Regions from separate parts of the Homo sapiens genome. Here regions 1 and 2 are each linked to region 3. The links are chromatin contacts, found by Hi-C or POLR2A ChIA-PET in ENCODE. All regions are on one chromosome and are shown on one strand. Each heading gives the region's core, a stretch centred on a gene start or an enhancer-like site at or near the end of the contact. The rest is flanking DNA. Distances are from core to core; before and after follow the strand shown.

Region 1 (2,700 bases), core at 40-2,539, 720 kb after region 3:
TAACTTATTAAAACCTTCCCAAATCATTGAACGTTTAGGTTGTTTTCATTTTTTAGTCAACTTAAGTATAATTTACATATAATGAAATGAACTCATTTTAAGTATATGATTAGATGACTTCTGACAAACATATATATGCATGTAGCCCCCATCACAATAAAAATATAAAACATTCTCATTGCCTCAAAAAGTTCTGCCATGCCTCTTTGCAGTCAGTCTTCCCTGTACCCATAGTACATCCACACGTGGCCCTAGGTAGCCATTGGTCTGCTTTCAGACACTAAAGATTTGATTCATCTTTTTAAAAATGTCACAGAAATGAACTCATACAATATATACTGTCTTGTATCTACTTCTTTCATTCTGCGTAATGTTTTTTGAGATTGTTAACTTTGTTGCATTTCTCAGTCATTTATTTCTTTTATTGTGAAGTCATTATCCTTTGCACAGCTATACCACCATTTGTTAATCTCTCCCACTGGTGACGTACATGCGGATTAATACCAGTCATTGCCTAATATGAATAAAGCTGATAGGCCTGTTTCTTTTCTCTTTAATTAATACTGAAGAGTATGATTGTTGGATTTATGGTAAGCATATGCTTACATTTTACAAAAATTTAAAACTGTTGTGTCATTTTACAGTCTCAGCATTAATGTAATGAGAATTTTAGGTGTTCTGCACCCTCACCAGTGCTTGCTGTGGTCAGTGGTTTTCATTTTAGTCATTCTAACGAGTGTGTGGGAGTATGTTACTGTGGTTTTAAGTTGCGTTTCTCTTATGACTAATGATAGGAAATGTCTTCACTCAGACTTTTTGCCATTGCATATACTTTTGTGACCTGTCTATTCAAATATTTCACCTATTATTCGGTTGTTCATCTTCTTACTGAATTATAGGAGTTCTTTGGATGTTCTGGTTACAAATAGTTTGCCAAATATTTGTATTACAAATGGTTTCTTCCAGACTGTAGCTTGCCTTTTCATTTTCTCAGTGATGTCTTTTGAGGAACAGACGTTTTTAATTTTGATGTCTTATTTATCAATTCTTGCCTTTTATGGTTTTCACTTTTTTTGTGTACTGTCCAAGAAATGTTTGTGTACCCCAGGTCACACATCTTTCTCCTATTTGTTATGTGTCACGTGCTATATAATAAGTTTCTGTCAACAGTGGGCCATGTATATGACAATACCATAAGATTATAATGTAGCTGAAAAATTCATATTGCCTAGTGATGTAAATGTTGTAAGTCATACTGCAGTGCATTACTCACATGTTTTGGTGATGCTGGTGTAAGCAAACCTGTGCTGCCGGTTGTGTAGAAACATAGCACATGCAGTTAGATACATAATACTTGATTGTGATAGTACATGACTGTGTTACTTCTTTATTTTATATATTGTACTTTTCATTGTTTCTTAAAGTGTATTACTTTCACTTATTTAAAAAAAAATAGGTAACTGTAAAACAGCATCAGGTGGGTCCTTCAGGTGATATTCCAAAAGAAGGCATTGTTAGCGTAGGAGATGACTACTCGATGCCTGCTCCGAAAGACCTTACAGTGGGACAGGATGTGGAGGTGGAAGACAGTGATACTGATGATCCTGACTGTGTAGGTTTAGGCTAACGTATATGCTGTGTTTTCATTTTTAACCAAAAGTTAAAGACGTTAAAAAAAATAGAAAAATATTTATAAAGATGTAAAGAAACAATATTTTTGTATAGCTGTACAATGTGTTCATATTTTAAACTGTTATAAAAGAGTCAAGGCGTTTTTAAAAATTTTAAAGTGTATAAAGTGAAAAAGTTATAGAAAGCAAAGGTTAACTCATTACTGAAGAAAAAAATAATTTTAATTATTTTATACATTATACAGTGTTCATAGTCTACAGTAATCACCTAGGCCTTCATATTCACTCGCCACTCACTCACTCAAAGCAGCTTCCAGTCCTACAAGTTTCATTCATGGTATTATAAATGCAATAGACAGGTATATCGTTTTTAAATCTTCTATATCATATTTTTACTGTACTTTTCTAGATGTGTTTAGATGTGCAAATATCATTGTGTTACACCTGCCTAGAGTATTCAGTAGGGTAACATGCTGTACAGGTCTGTACCTAGAAGTAGTAGGCTATGCCATTTAGGTTTATGTAAGTAAACCCTAGGATGTTGTCACAATGATGAAATTGTCTAATTGCACATTTCTCAGAATGTATCCCCATCATTAAGCAGTGCATGACTGTATTTTCTTCTAAAACTTTTTAAGTTGTACCTATTACATGTATAGGTCTGTGATCCATTTTAATTTTTATGTATGCTGTGAGCTAAGAGTTGAGGTTCATTTTTTTCCCCCTACAGACATCTTGTTCTTTCACTATCTTTCATTGAAAGGGCTGTCCTTTAGTCAGACATGGGGGCTTATACCTGTAATCCCAGCACTTTGGGAGGCTGAGGCAGGAAGACCACTTATGTCCAGGAGTTCGAGACCAGCCTGGGCAACACAGCAGGACCCTGTCTCTACAAAATAAAAAATTTAAAAAATTAGCCTGGACTGGTGGTGCAAGGCAGAATTGGGAGCATTGCTTGAGCCCAAGAGGTTGATGCTGCAGTGATCCATGTTCATACCACTGCATTGCAGACTGGACAACACAGCAAGACCCTGTCTCTGATTGTGTGACTTGGGTACCTCTGTTGAAA
Region 2 (2,700 bases), core at 150-2,649, 630 kb before region 3:
TATAGTGCCATAGAACACTTTGATGTTAAATAATATGATTTTCATGTAATAGTAATAAAAATATACCCTGCAAAATAAAAAACAGTAGTCTGAGATGTATGAGTTCTAATTATGATTATTGTTCTGTGAACTTGAACACATTACATAATACAGTCAGCTGTAAAATGGAAAGACCAATACCTCATGAAATGGTTATTCAAAGCACCTAATAAAAGTTATGGTAAAAACATGCTAAGCGTAAGTGCTAAAGCTACAGCTTTCAAATAATAGTCCCATAGTGTGGTGGGCAACCTCTGGGGTGGCCCTCAGTGATCTTCTCCTGCTGAGATTCCCACCCTTATGTAACTCCCTTCCCTTGAGTATGATGTCACTTCACAAATTAGGTTACAAAAAGGGGCCAGGCCTGTAATCCTGTAATCCCAGCACTTCGGGAGGCCAAGGCAGGTGGATCACCTGAGGTCAGGAGTTTGAGACCAGCCTGGCCAGCATGGTGAGACCCGGTCTCTACTAAAAATACCAAAATTGGCCAAGCGTGGTGGCGGGCACCTGTAATACCAGCTACTCAGGAGGCTGAGGCATGAGAATCTCCTGAACCTGGGAGGTGGAGGTTGCAGTGAGCTGAGATCATGCCACTGCACTCCAGCCTGGGTGACAGAGCAAGACTCTGTCTCAAAAAATAAAATAAAATAAAATAAAAATACAAAAATTAGCCGGGTGAGTTGTGGCCAGGCGTGGTGGCTCATGCCTGTAATCCCAATGCATTGGGAGGCCAAGGCAGGTGACCACAAGGTCAAGAGTTCATGACCAGCCTGGCCAACAGGGTGAAACCCCGTCTCTACTAAAAATACAAAAAAATTAGCCGGGCGTGGTGGTGGGCACCTGTAATCCCAGCTACTCAGGAGGCTGAGGCATGAGAATCTCTTGAACCCAGGAGGCAGAGGTTGCAGTGAGCCGAGATCAGGCCACTGCACTCCAACCTGGGTGACAGAGCAAGACTCTGTCTAAAAAGAAACAAAAAAGAAGAACAAAGAAATTAGGTTACAAAAAGATTAGGATTCGAGGTTAAGTTACCAGCAGAAGGATAATGAATGAAAAAAGTCATCAGTCTATCCCTACCTCTACACAGATTTTGCCTAAAGTAATCTCAGATCGTGACCTTGAACTGTTGATTTTGGGAGCTGGGTGATGGATAACAGAAAGGATCATTGTATGTTTCACTGGACTATTTTTAAAATCTTAACCATGTTTTTTTTTTTGAGACGGAGTTTCACTCTTGTTGTGAAACAGACCTCCAGAACTCTTTCACCTTGCAGAACTGAAACTCAATACCCATTAACCAACAGCTCTCCTTTTCCCTTCCCCATAGCTCCAGGTAACCATCATTCCTTCCACTTTCTGTTTCTATGAGTTTGACTCCTCCAGAAACCTCATGTAGGTGGAATCTACAGTATTTGTCCTCAAGGTTCATCTATGTTATAGCTTGTGACAGGATTTTCTTCCTTTTTGAGGCTGCATAGTATTCCATCATGTATATATACCAAATTTTGTTTATCTATTCATTCATTGATGGATATTTGGGTTGCTTCCACCTCTTGGCTATTGTGGATAATGCTGTCATGAACATTGGTTTGCAAATATCTCTTCGAGAGCCTTCTTTTATTTCTTTTGGATATGTACTCAGAAGTGAGGTTGCTGGGTCATATGGTAACGGTATTTTTAAATTTGTGAGAAACCATCATGCTGTTTTTCATGGTAATCACACCATTTTGCTATCCCGCCAGCCATTCACAGGGTTTCCAATGCCTCCACATCCCCACCAACATTTGCCATCTTCTGGGGTTTTTTTGGGTGGGGGATTGGGGGGAATAGTAGCTATCCTAATGGGTGTTAGGTGGTATCTCATTGAGGTTTTGATTTGTATTTTTCTAATGATCAGTGATGTTGGGTATCTTTTCATGTACCTGTTGGCCACGTGTATGTCATCTTTGGAAAAATGTCTATATAACTCCCTTGCCCATTTTTTATAGTTTTTTTTCTTTTTTTCATTAAACTTTTTATTATTTTTATTTTATTTATCTTTTTTTTTACAGAGACAGGGTCTTGCAATATTCCTCAGGCTCACCTTGAATTCCTGGACTTAAGTGATCCTCCCAATTCAACCTCTTGAGTAGCTTTTGACTACAGGCGTGCACCACTGTGCCTAGGTTTTTGCCCATTTTTAAATAGGATTATTTGATATTTTGTTGTTGAGTTGTAGAAATTACTTATATATTAAATAATTGTGAATATTTTGGATGTTAACCTCTTACCAAATATATGATTTACAAACGTTTTCTTCCATTTTGTAGGTTGCCTTTTTACTCTGTTGATTGTGTCTTTCGATGCACACAAGTTTTTAAGTTTGAGGTAGTCTCATTTGTCTTTCTTTCTTTCTTTCTTTCTTTCTTTCTTTCTTTCTTTCTTTCTTTTTCTTTCTTTTTCTTTCTTTCTTCCTTTTTTAAGAAAGGCAGAGTGCCACATGCAGCACCTCATTTGGATGTGTCTGGAGTCTTGGAAGCTTAACTACCCTACATTCTCCTACAAATGGACCTTGAGAGCTTGTTTGAAGGTTCTAGCCGGGGAGTGCAGCTACTCTTATACCCTTGACCGGAGACCAGTCCTCCTCTATCTGGGATGGTTGTCCTCTTAAACCAAGCGCAC
Region 3 (2,700 bases), core at 19-2,518:
GTGAAGTAGGGATTTGCAAATAATAAAAACTGAGGTGCAAGAGCTTTTTTTAAAATAACGCTTTTTTTTTTAAAGAGACAGGGTCTCACTCTGTTGCCCAGGCTAGAGTGCAGTGGCACGATCACAGCTTACTGCAGCCTCCAATTCCTGGCCACAAGTGATCCTCCAGTCTCAGCCTCCTCAGCATGTACCATCATGCCTGGCTAATTTTTATTTTATTTTATTTTTGAGATAGGGTCTTGCTCTGTGTCTCAGGCTGGAGTGCAGTGGTGTGATCTTGGCTCACTGCAGCCTTGACCTTCCCGGCTCGAGTGATCCTCCCACCTCAGCCTCCCAAGTAGCTGGGACTAGAGGCATGCACCACTATGCCAAGCTGATTTTTGTATTATTATTTTTTTTAGAGGTGGGGGTCTCACTATGTTGCCCAGGCTGGTCTTGAGCTCCTGGGCTCAAACAGTCCACCTGCCTCAGCCTCCCAAAGTGCTGGGACTACAGGCATGAGCCACTGTGCCCCACCTCACGTTTTATTTTTAGTTTTTTGTAGAGACGGGGTTTTGTTGCTCAGTCTGGTCTGGAACTCCTGGCCAGCCTCAAGCAATCCTCCCACCTCAGCCTCCCAAAGCACTGGGAATACAGGCATAAACCACTGCTTATGGTCAAAAATAACACTTTCATGTATAATTTTCTCATTAGAAATTTGTCAAATCACACCTAGAACTGAGAACACCACCGAGCCTCTTCAGGGACTTAGAAATCAGGGAAACCCCTGATGTGTGTGAATATACATTGGCCTGCGTCCTGGCCGGGGAAGGCAAGTTTAAGTTTTCAGAGGATTTGTAGGTTGGATGTCATGATTGCCTTCCTCAGGGCTGTCATTTCTTAATGTCTTTTATATTCTTCTTCTCATCTCCCTTCTGCACTGAGTCAGGGCCTCTCTCATGGAGCAACAGTCTTCCCACAGAGAGTAAAGTCATCACAGTGGAGGCTTGCTCAACCTTTACAAATTCTAAAACCACAGGCCAACATTAACTTCCTCCATTTCTCACCGGAAATCAACATGGCCACCACCATCGTGCCTCATCCTGCTCCTCTTGGACTGTAAATCATGGCTTGTTCATTGTAAGCCGTCAATTGCATGTTGTTTCAGTTGTCTGCCAACTCAATTCTATCAGTGTGTTTTGACTGATAGAATTTTGTAAACTCCCTTTTACATTTATTTGTATTTGACGAGATGGTTTGATTTTGTTGAGCTGTCTTCCTCTTTGTTATCCCTCCTATCACAGTTCTTGGAGCTCACTACCCCTTTTCAGATTGTCATGGGCAGGCAAATTGCTGGTCCCCTCGCCTTGCAAGGTCCTTTGCATAACCACACAGTTTTCACTTGAAAAGACAATAGAGTTGCCAGATAAAATACAGGCCCCTGCAAGATCTGGAACACACTCTGCACGATGCCATGCAGTATTTGGGATATACTTATGCCAAAACTTGTTCATTATTTATGTGAAATTCAAGTTTAATTTGAATTAAATATTGGCACCCGTATTTTTATTTGTTAAATTTTTATTTGTTAAATATTTGTTAAACTTTTATTTGATATACTTATGCCAAAACTTGTTCATTATTTATGTGAAATTCAAGTTTAATTTGAATTAAATATTGGCACCTGTATTTTTATTTGTTAAATCTTGCCACCCTCAAGTACAAACGCCTCTGTACCTCAGAGGCATAAGAATGTGCAAATGGGATTCATGCAACTCACAACCTAGACCTCCCTCTCTTTTCTATCTTCAAAAACCAATGTTCTTTTACTGTTAAGAACCTTGGGAGAGAGGGAAATCACAAGGTAGTCTTAAGCAGATTACTACACTCTTGTAGTGATAACATTTAATTAAAAAATTGATTTATTTTTCTTCTGACTTAAAAGCAAAATGAAACAAAACAAAACAAAACCCCAAACCACAAACTCAGGCCTCCTCTCTGGGCTTCCCTGCACACAGGCTGATGTTAACTGCACTGAGCACCCTGGGAACATCAGTCCAACTGCAGGCACTGGAATCGCTGTAGACCATGACGGACAATGGCTCCCATACACACAGTATTCCAGTCTTGGGAGTGAAAATGGCCCCGTGCAGCCTCACGGCCCATGGGTTTAGGCTGAACTTTGAGACCATTTCTTTTTATTCACACCTGGGATGGCCTAGCCCAACTGAAACCAAGCAACCTGGACGCCCTATCAGTGGCTGTGAAATCATAGGCCAAATTCCTCTGTGGCAAAGACTTCCTGTAAAAAATACCGTTAAGGCCTAGCCAGGTCCGAAATGAATAAATGAATAATCATTGATTATTGATCAATGCTTTTTAATCAGTGCCCTCTGTGAAAAGGAACTATCCCTCCCCACAAAACTCTTTTATGAATAGAACCAGAATGGTTGAAGGGTGGTTTCATTCTTTTTTTTAAGAGATGGGGTCTTGCTGTGTTGCCCAGGCTAGTCTTAAACTCCTGGCCTCACGTGATCCTCCTGCCTCAGCCTCGGCCACTGAGCCTGGCTCATTCACTTTTTACCTACTTTTGGAACCTCAAATGGTAACTAACTTACCAAGTGATTGGCATAGCTACCAAGGTGAAATGTTAAATTTAATGCAGTGTCACATCGTTCTTCCAGATTCGTGGTGAGTAGGATTATCCAACAATCCCTCTCA

Evidence for each region. Hi-C counts contacts between places; a loop is a spot of excess contacts on that map. ChIA-PET counts read pairs that join two places held with the same protein, here RNA polymerase II (POLR2A). Pooled maps may share reads with other maps.
Region 1: a loop to region 3 is called in a map of natural killer cell, with 5 times the contacts of the local background. The contact joins two enhancer-like sites. A Hi-C loop is called at or near these places in 1 of 168 maps with a recorded cell type or tissue (natural killer cell), 3 of 37 single-sample maps with no recorded cell type and 9 of 50 pooled maps. POLR2A ChIA-PET finds 5 or more read pairs at or near these places in 1 of 52 experiments (OCI-LY7).
Region 2: a pooled map shows a loop between it and region 3 (6-fold over the local background). The contact joins two enhancer-like sites. A Hi-C loop is called at or near these places in 2 of 37 single-sample maps with no recorded cell type and 4 of 50 pooled maps. POLR2A ChIA-PET finds 5 or more read pairs at or near these places in 1 of 52 experiments (activated T-cell).

The regions. Positions count from the first base shown.
Region 1 is chr1:243,594,585-243,597,284 of GRCh38, reverse strand. All of the region lies in intron 8 of AKT3 (AKT serine/threonine kinase 3), which reads left to right. Among named protein-coding and RNA genes, the nearest start is that of AKT3-IT1, 200 kb to the left of the region's middle. Within about 2 kb of position 1,289, at least 4 of the 41 ENCODE cell types and tissues checked have a DNase peak (open chromatin) inside an H3K27ac peak, as active enhancers do; they include natural killer cell, where a contact is called at or near this core.
Region 2 is chr1:244,944,015-244,946,714 of GRCh38, reverse strand. It overlaps the pseudogene RN7SKP55. Among named protein-coding and RNA genes, the nearest start is that of DRC8, 24 kb to the left of the region's middle. Within about 2 kb of position 1,399, at least 3 of the 41 ENCODE cell types and tissues checked have a DNase peak (open chromatin) inside an H3K27ac peak, as active enhancers do.
Region 3 is chr1:244,318,104-244,320,803 of GRCh38, reverse strand. All of the region lies in intron 1 of LOC105373262 (a long non-coding RNA gene), which reads left to right. Among named protein-coding and RNA genes, the nearest start is that of SPMIP3, 33 kb to the left of the region's middle. RefSeq lists an enhancer at 863-1,272. Within about 2 kb of position 1,268, at least 9 of the 41 ENCODE cell types and tissues checked have a DNase peak (open chromatin) inside an H3K27ac peak, as active enhancers do; they include natural killer cell, where a contact is called at or near this core.